Linked DNA regions of Mus musculus: all the other regions are linked to region 3. A link is a loop called in an ENCODE intact Hi-C map of the cell type or tissue named here. Cell type or tissue: left cerebral cortex. All regions are shown on one strand.

What was found. Hi-C counts contacts between places; a loop is a spot of excess contacts. Peaks named below come from ENCODE experiments on the same cell type or tissue, not always from the same donor. Only the 100,000 strongest peaks of a DNase experiment are listed, where the experiment ranks them.
Region 1: it touches region 3 in a loop (9-fold over the local background); 34 of 42 quality-filtered maps call a loop at or near these places.
Region 2: it touches region 3 in a loop (4-fold over the local background); 34 of 42 quality-filtered maps call a loop at or near these places.

Annotation. Positions count from the first base shown.
Region 1 is chr17:57,095,430-57,097,929 of GRCm38, forward strand. All of the region lies in intron 3 of Gm11110 (predicted gene 11110), which reads right to left. It overlaps Gm46589 (a long non-coding RNA gene), which reads left to right and starts at 691. Exons shown (of 3, transcript XR_001782170.2): 1 at 691-1,391; 2 at 1,478-1,542. In left cerebral cortex, a CTCF peak has its summit at 1,325 (motif pointing right); DNase peaks (open chromatin) are centred at 832 and 1,324; H3K4me3 peaks cover 256 bases.
Region 2 is chr17:57,103,804-57,106,303 of GRCm38, forward strand. It overlaps Tnfsf9 (tumor necrosis factor (ligand) superfamily, member 9), which reads left to right and starts at 1,582. Exons shown (of 3, transcript NM_009404.3): 1 at 1,582-2,057; 2 at 2,447-2,483. The coding sequence starts at 1,629. It overlaps Gm11110 (predicted gene 11110), which reads right to left and starts at 2,139. Exons shown (of 4, transcript NR_033508.1): 1 at 2,095-2,139. In left cerebral cortex, no CTCF peak of the experiment used is centred here; no DNase peak of the experiment used is centred here; H3K4me3 peaks cover 1,030 bases.
Region 3 is chr17:57,166,271-57,168,770 of GRCm38, forward strand. Gm33566 (a long non-coding RNA gene) reads left to right here. Exons shown (of 7, transcript XR_876893.3): 5 at 842-1,088. Among named protein-coding and RNA genes, the nearest start is that of Cd70, 18 kb to the left of the region's middle. In left cerebral cortex, a CTCF peak has its summit at 988 (motif pointing left); a DNase peak (open chromatin) is centred at 979.

The sequences.
Region 1 (2,500 bases), 71 kb before region 3:
CCCTTTCTCCAGCTGACCTTCGATGACACAAACACACGTTGGTTGCATTCCACATGAATGGGTAGGCACACAGTCCAAGTGCACACCCTGGGGCAGGCAGCCTCCCCGTCCCCATCATCCCACAGAGAGTGGGACTCAAGGCTGGGCCATATGCAGGTATGGTGGTCTTCTGAATTGGGGGCGGGGGCTAAGGAAATGGCTCAGTGGCTAAGAGCACTTGCTGCTCTTGTAGCGGCTTAGAGTTCAGTCCCCAGCACTCAATCCCTGCTCATAATTACTCTAGTTCCAGGGAATCTGACCCCCTCCTCTGGCCTCTCTGAACACTTGTAGCATCCGCTCATAGACAACGCATTACACATTAATAAAAGCAAACTAAATTTTAAAGAGAATAAGGGTGGGCGTGTCCAGCAGCTGGAATGAGAATTTGTAAGGCACAGAAGGAGGTGGAGGCATTTTAGACTGCCTTGCCGTTAACCAGGTCCCAGGTGGACGAAGGAGTAAAGTAGTCTCTGAGGAAGGTCCGATGGGAAACAAGCTTTCTTTCCTAGGCTGTTAGAGTCCGGTGGAATAGGGAGAACAGCGGGGGATGTGGGAAGGACCAGGGCGGGCTCTGGGAGGCTGATAGAGAAGTCTGTTAAGCCTACCCGGTAGGGCCTGAGCAGGGGGGGGGGGGGGGGCGGAGGGGGGTCTTTGGAGATTGGCAGGGAAGCAGGCGAGGCAAGAGAACTGAACCGCCTGGGAAGCTAAGGGAGCGGGAAGTAGGCTGGAAGAATGACGTCAAAAGTGGGAATCCACAACCTCGAGGAAGCTGTTGACTGGGGAAAGTGGGCAGGGCGTAGAGAGAATGACAGAGCAGCTGGGAGGGGCTAAGAAAGTGGGAGGAACCTATAGAGATTGAGAAGTGAGAGGGACCTGGGAAGTACACAGCTGAAAAGTAAGGATGTGGGGCTAGAGAAAGTGAAGGAGCCATTGGGAGGGACTGCAAATGAAGGTTTAGAGAGTAACAACTGGGAAGTGGACGGAGCCTAAGGAGAAGTGTATGGGCTTGGAAACCAGAGTCTACTCTCAAGTGGCACCATGGGCTCTGGCCACTTTCGTGTTGCTGATGCTGGCCCTGTAGGAACCATAGTGACCTGCCTCCTCCTACAACATCCTCACTGATCGTATCTCGCGGTCATACAGGCTTCTCTGGGTTCCGGTCCTCGGGCTGGTGGTCCTCCCGGCTTCCAGGTTCTGATGTCAAGTTCTTCCAAGGCTCGGCAAGTTTGGGGGGCAGACCCTTCCACCTGCATCTCATACAGCCTAGGGCGAGGATGCCGTCCACAAGGGGGCGCGTGTGTCCCGCGCTGGGATCCAAGGCTGAGTAGGAGGGAGTTCTGTTCACAGATCTGGTACCTGGATGTTTTATTGGAGTATTGGTTTTGTTCTTGTTGTTTGTTTGCTTTTTTTTTTAATTTATTTTATTTTGTCTTTATAGGTGTTTCGCCTGCCTGTATGTCTGTGTGAAAGTGTCATAAGCCTTGGAACTGGAGTTACAGACAGGTCTGAGCTGCCATATAGCTGCTGGGAATTGAACTTGAGTCCTCTGCAAGAGCAGCCAGTGTTCTTAACCATGGAGCCACCTAATCCTCACTGTTATTTATTTTTTTTTTTTTTAAGATAGAATCTCTCACTGGTCTGAGGAGTCCAGCTATTTGTCTAGAATAGTTTGCCAATGAGTTCCAGGAATCCTCCTTTGTCTACCTTCCCAGACTAAGATTATAAGCACTTGACAGCTTGTCTTTTTTTTTTTTTTTTTTTTTTTCCAGACAGGGTTTCTCTGTATAGCCCTGGCTGTCCTGGAGCTCACTTTGTAGACCAGACTGGCCTCGAACTCAGAAATCGGCCTGCCTCTGCCTCCCAAGTGCTGGGATTAAAGGCGTGTGGCGCCACCACGCCCGGCTCTTATTATTATTATTAAACAAAACAACAAGCCAGGGGTGCTGGGAAATCAAATCAGGTCCCCATGCTTATGAAACAAGTGTCACTGGCTGAGCTATGTATGCCTGGCATATTAAAAAAAAGTTTTAAAGTTTTACTTGTATTTATGTGTATATGTGTGTCTCAGGGTAAGTGCAGGTGAGTGTAGTGCCTATTGCTGCCAGAAGAGGTGTCACATCCCCTTGGATCTGGAATTACAGGAGGTTGTGAGCCACCATGTGAGGGTTGGGGACTTAACTCTGGTTATCTGAAAGAGCAGAGTAGGAGTACTCTTACCTCAACCCTTTCCATACCTCTTTTATTTCCCTTTCTCCTCTCTTTCTGTCCTCACGAGACAGGGTCTATCTCTGTAGCCAAGGCTAGCCTGAAACTATACATAGGCTGGCCTCAGACTTGTGTAATGTCCTACCTTAGCATCCCAAATGCTCAGGTGACAGATATGAACCACCACACCTTGGCTGTTCAGTGTGTTTGACAATGATCTCTCTCTCTCTCTCTCTCTCTCTCTCTCTCTCTCTCT
Region 2 (2,500 bases), 62 kb before region 3:
GTGTCATTTTAATGTCCCACCTCCCCCACCTCTCCCCTGACCCCAAGCTGGGGTTTTCCTGTAATTCCCAGGGGAAGTTGATGTGGAATAAAACAGAAGGAAGGGGTGGCTGGTGTCTCCAGAGGGGGCTCCGTGCACGTCTCCCAGGCTGGGAGCTCAGTAGGTTCCATGCCCAGTATGGAAAAAAAGCAGGTGGGGCCTGGGCTGGGTCTCTGTTGTAAGAATCTTGGCCCAGTAAGCTCGAGGCTTTGCGCTCCTTCCCCAACACAGAAGAAGCTGGATTTGAGGGTGTATGCCTGTCTGTGTCTGTATCCCAATATACTGGGGAGGGTCAGAAGTTCAGAGTCATCCTAGGCTGTCTAGTGAGTTGGAGGGCTGCAAGGCGAAGACCAGACCCTATGTAGAAACAAACAACTCCCCATTTTATAGCTTGTTGTTTCCTGCTGAGATAAATGGTCTGGTTATATCAGTACTTTTTTTTTTTTTAATTATGTTTACTGATGGTATGCATGTCGTGGTCAAAGGGCACTTTCAGGACAAATTTCTGGGTGTCAGTTCTTTCTTCCCACCATGTAGGTCCTGAGGACTGAACTCAGGCCACCAGGCTTGTGATTATACTATTACTGGCTGAGCCATCTCAGCAGATCTAACCAGATCAGAACATTGAGGAGTCTGTCTCCAAGGTTTGCCCAGAGCCAGTCATCTCTCAGTTCCTCTTTTGGGGGGTCTTCTCTGCGCCCCCCCCTTTTGCCTCTACCTCAGGCAAGAACAGTGAAAGAATGGGAAATTGGAAATGTGTCCGCTGCCTGGGGGAATTTCTCTATCTGGACTCTCCAGCCTTCTGTTTCTGGAGTCCTAAGAGACTACTAACAGGAAGCCCCAAGAAAGTGGGTGGGGACACACCAGGAAAGGCCCAGGGTAGAGATGGGGTCCTGGGGAGGAAGAGGCTGAGTGAGTGGGTGCCTAGCAGGTCTCTTTGATTCCGCTGGGGATGGGTGGGCAGTTTTGGATGTCCCTAGAGTCCTCGACAAAACAACAACAACAAAAAACAAAACAAAACAAAACAAAACAACAACAAAACCCCCTGCATTTAGGGCGTCCCAGGGATGGGGAGCTAGGGGTTGGAAGAAAAAGGGAGCAGGAGAGATCAGGAGAGAGACAGAAGTTTGAGAGACAGAAAAACAGGAATGAAAATCAGCAGCGGAGAAATAACCTACCAGTGGGGAACACAGAAAAAGAAGGGAGACAGAGCTGTGGATTCAGGAGAGGCCAGGGAGGGAATGGATTCCGATATCACATGGTTCCCATCATATAAAAAGCTCTTTAATGTGTCAGTGTTAAACCAAATCAAACACACACACACACACACACACACACACACACACACACACACACACAAAAAGGGAAGAAGGACGGGCGGGCACAGGGCCTGGACAGGGAAGGGGAAAGGGGCGAGAAGGGGGAGGGGAAGGGGGGAGGAGGAGAGAAAGTTCCGGGAGTCGAGGGGCGGAGCGCGGAGCCCGGGAACCCCGCGGCTGCCCTCCCTCCCTTCCCTCCCCGGAAAAGGCGCCTCGGTAGCCTATAAAGCACGGGCACTGGCGGGAGACGTGCACTGACCGACCGTGGTAATGGACCAGCACACACTTGATGTGGAGGATACCGCGGATGCCAGACATCCAGCAGGTACTTCGTGCCCCTCGGATGCGGCGCTCCTCAGAGATACCGGGCTCCTCGCGGACGCTGCGCTCCTCTCAGATACTGTGCGCCCCACAAATGCCGCGCTCCCCACGGATGCTGCCTACCCTGCGGTTAATGTTCGGGATCGCGAGGCCGCGTGGCCGCCTGCACTGAACTTCTGTTCCCGCCACCCAAAGCTCTATGGCCTAGTCGCTTTGGTTTTGCTGCTTCTGATCGCCGCCTGTGTTCCTATCTTCACCCGCACCGAGCCTCGGCCAGCGCTCACAATCACCACCTCGCCCAACCTGGGTACCCGAGAGAATAATGCAGACCAGGTCACCCCTGTTTCCCACATTGGCTGCCCCAACACTACACAACAGGTGAGGCTCATCTCATCCCTAGGGGACTCTTTCTTACCTTCTGGAAGCATCGCTGCACCGACAGGGAGAGAACAGCACTTCCTCCCCACCCCCGCCCCGCCCCGCCCCGCCCCGCCTCGCTCTGCTCCTGCTACTCCGCTTGAAGCACCCCCTCTCCATCTCGCACTCAGAGGAAATCCCTTTGCGTCTTGACCCCTTGAATGAACCTATGAAACCTGGGGGAGAACTCCCGAGGGTGCACCGCAGTTCCCTTCAGTCCCACTTAGGCCTTCAGGGCTCTCCTTCTCCATCCAAAGTTGGACGCCCCAATGTGTGCTGGGCCGTATGAGTTCCTATCTGCTTCTTTAGGATGTAAGGTACCATCTACCTTTATTTTTCTTTCTTCCCAGGGCTCTCCTGTGTTCGCCAAGCTACTGGCTAAAAACCGTGAGTGCCCCCTGATT
Region 3 (2,500 bases):
ATGAACTCACAGCCATTGGAAGAAACATTTACGTATTGGTGTGTGTGGCATGGGAATACATATGTGCAGCAGCAGTATGTGTGTGCCTCTCTCCTCCCACCAAGTGGGTCCTCCGAATGGAGCTCAGGCTGTCAGGTTTGGTGGGCAGCTGTTTTTACCTGCTGTGCTTTCTTGCTGGCCCAGAAAGAACACGTAAGGTTTGGGGGAACATTTGAGGCCTGATCCTTAAGGAGGGCTGCGTAGGGAGAGGCTTATTTATGGGTTGGTTCCGAGCAGTGGTCCTCAACCCTCCTAATGCTAGGACCCTTTAATATAGCTCCTCGTGTTGCCGTGACCCTCCAACCATAAAATTATTTTGTTGCTACTTCATAACTGTAATTCTACTTCTGTGATGAATCATAATATAAATATCTGATATGTGACCCTTGAGAAAGGGTTGTTCGACCCCCAAAGAGGTCCGAGACTCATAGGCTGAGGACCTCGGTTTTAGAGGGTGGAGTCTTGATGCTGTGACAAAGTCCCTGAGAAAGCGCAACCAAAGGGAGGAAAGCTTATTCAGGCTTGCAGCTCCAGGGTGCCTGTCATTAGGGGTGGGGGGTGGGTGGGGGAGGGGGTGGGGGAGGGGGTGGGGGAGGGGAAGCGGGGAGGCAGGGAGGTGGGATGGCAGGAAGGCAGAGCAATGGCCTTAATATAAGCAGTGGAACCAGGAACACTGGAATCAGTGGGGTGACTGTAGCCGTTTTTTTCTTTCCATTGCCCAAGGGAGGGTGTGGGTTTTCCAACCCTCATAGGTGTCCCCTTTTGTTGACAAGATGACAACAACCGGCACTGTTTGTCCCAGCAGGGAGCTCAACGGCCTACAGCAGCTCTGTCTGTGACAGGGAGAGCTGTTCCCAGCAGACACCAAAGAGAGAGAACTTTGGGAGCGCAGCAAGCAAGCCCCATTCCCAGCCAGGCATTCTGCAAATGCTCCGTCCAGCAGCGCCACCTGCCGGCCACATCCAAGCGCATTCCCTTCCTCCCTTACCAGCTTCTATTAAAAAATGTCTTAGTGTGGATCTGAGTTCAAGGCCAACCTAATCTACAGAGTGAGTTCCAGGACAGCCAGGGCTATATAGAGAAACCCTGTCTTGTAAAACCATCCATCCATCCATCCATCCATCCATCCATCCATCCATTCAACCAACCAACTAACCAACCACTTACCCACCCACCCAACCAGAAAGTCTTAGTGTGTTGGTATGCATGCATTTGCATATACATGTGTGTGTATGTGTGCAGACAAATGTGTGCATGTGTTCTTGTGTTTGGGGTGCATGGTTATGTGCATGTACAGCTATAGGTCAATGCTGGGTATCTTCCTGTACTGCTCTCCATCTTGGTTCTGTGTATGTGTGTATGTGTGCAGACGAATGTGTGCATGTGTTCTTGTGTTTGGGGTGAATGGTTATGTGCATGTACAGCTATAGGTCAATGCTGGGTATCTTCCTGTACTGCTCTCCATCTTGGTTCAGGTTTTTTTTTTTTTTTTTTTTTTTTTTCTTCGAGACAGGTTTCTCTGTGTAGCCCTGGCTGTCCTGGAACTCACTCTGTAGACCAGGCTGGCCTTGAACTTAGAAATCCGCCTGCCTCTGCCTCCCAAGTGCTGGGATTAAAGGCATGCGAGTGTACACCGAGTCACTGCTTCAAATGTGTTCAGGAAAGTCACTGGTCCTGGCCTTCTCTAACCCCTGAAGGCTCTTCTGGCCATGTCCAAAGTGTGTGCTATCTCTAGAGCTGGCCCTATTACTACTGCCATGTAGTGACTTGGGTGAGGGAGAGATGCTTGTGGTAGGCAGAAAAGCTGGCCTGGAGGTCATGAGAGTGGGAGAGCTGGCCCTGCCCCTCACCTACTGCAGCACTTGGGAGAGCAGGCCCTGCTCCTTTCCTGGGCAGCATGGCAGAGCTTTTCCCTGGTCATGTGGTATTGGATGGACTGGCTAGAGGTCAGGAGAGCAGGAGAGCTGGCCCTACCCCTCGCTGGCGGCAGCATTGGGTGGGTTAGGTGGGGCAGTGCTGGAGAACACGTGCTTACTCACGGTGTGGGTGTGGGAGAGCTGGAGGGCTGACCAACTCAGCTCCCACTCAGACTCAGATCCAGGGCTATGAGTTGGCCCACCCCATCAACTATGCCATGAACTGCTGGGCCAGTCCTGCAGATCCAAAGCTGCAGGATCTCCATGACACAGGGCAACAACAGAGCATCTGAGAGGAATCCCAGTGAGGATACAGTATTGATAGTGTAGCAGAAGCCTTGGAACCAGACCAATGACTCACTGTAGTGAACATTTGCAAGTAAATATGTGTGGGCAAAAGGGAATACTGTGGGACACACTATAGCATACACACACACACAAACACACACACACACACACATATATATGTGTGTATACACACACACACACATATGAGGCTGCAAGGGCAGAGGACAGATACAAAGGGATGGGGGAGATAAGAGGGA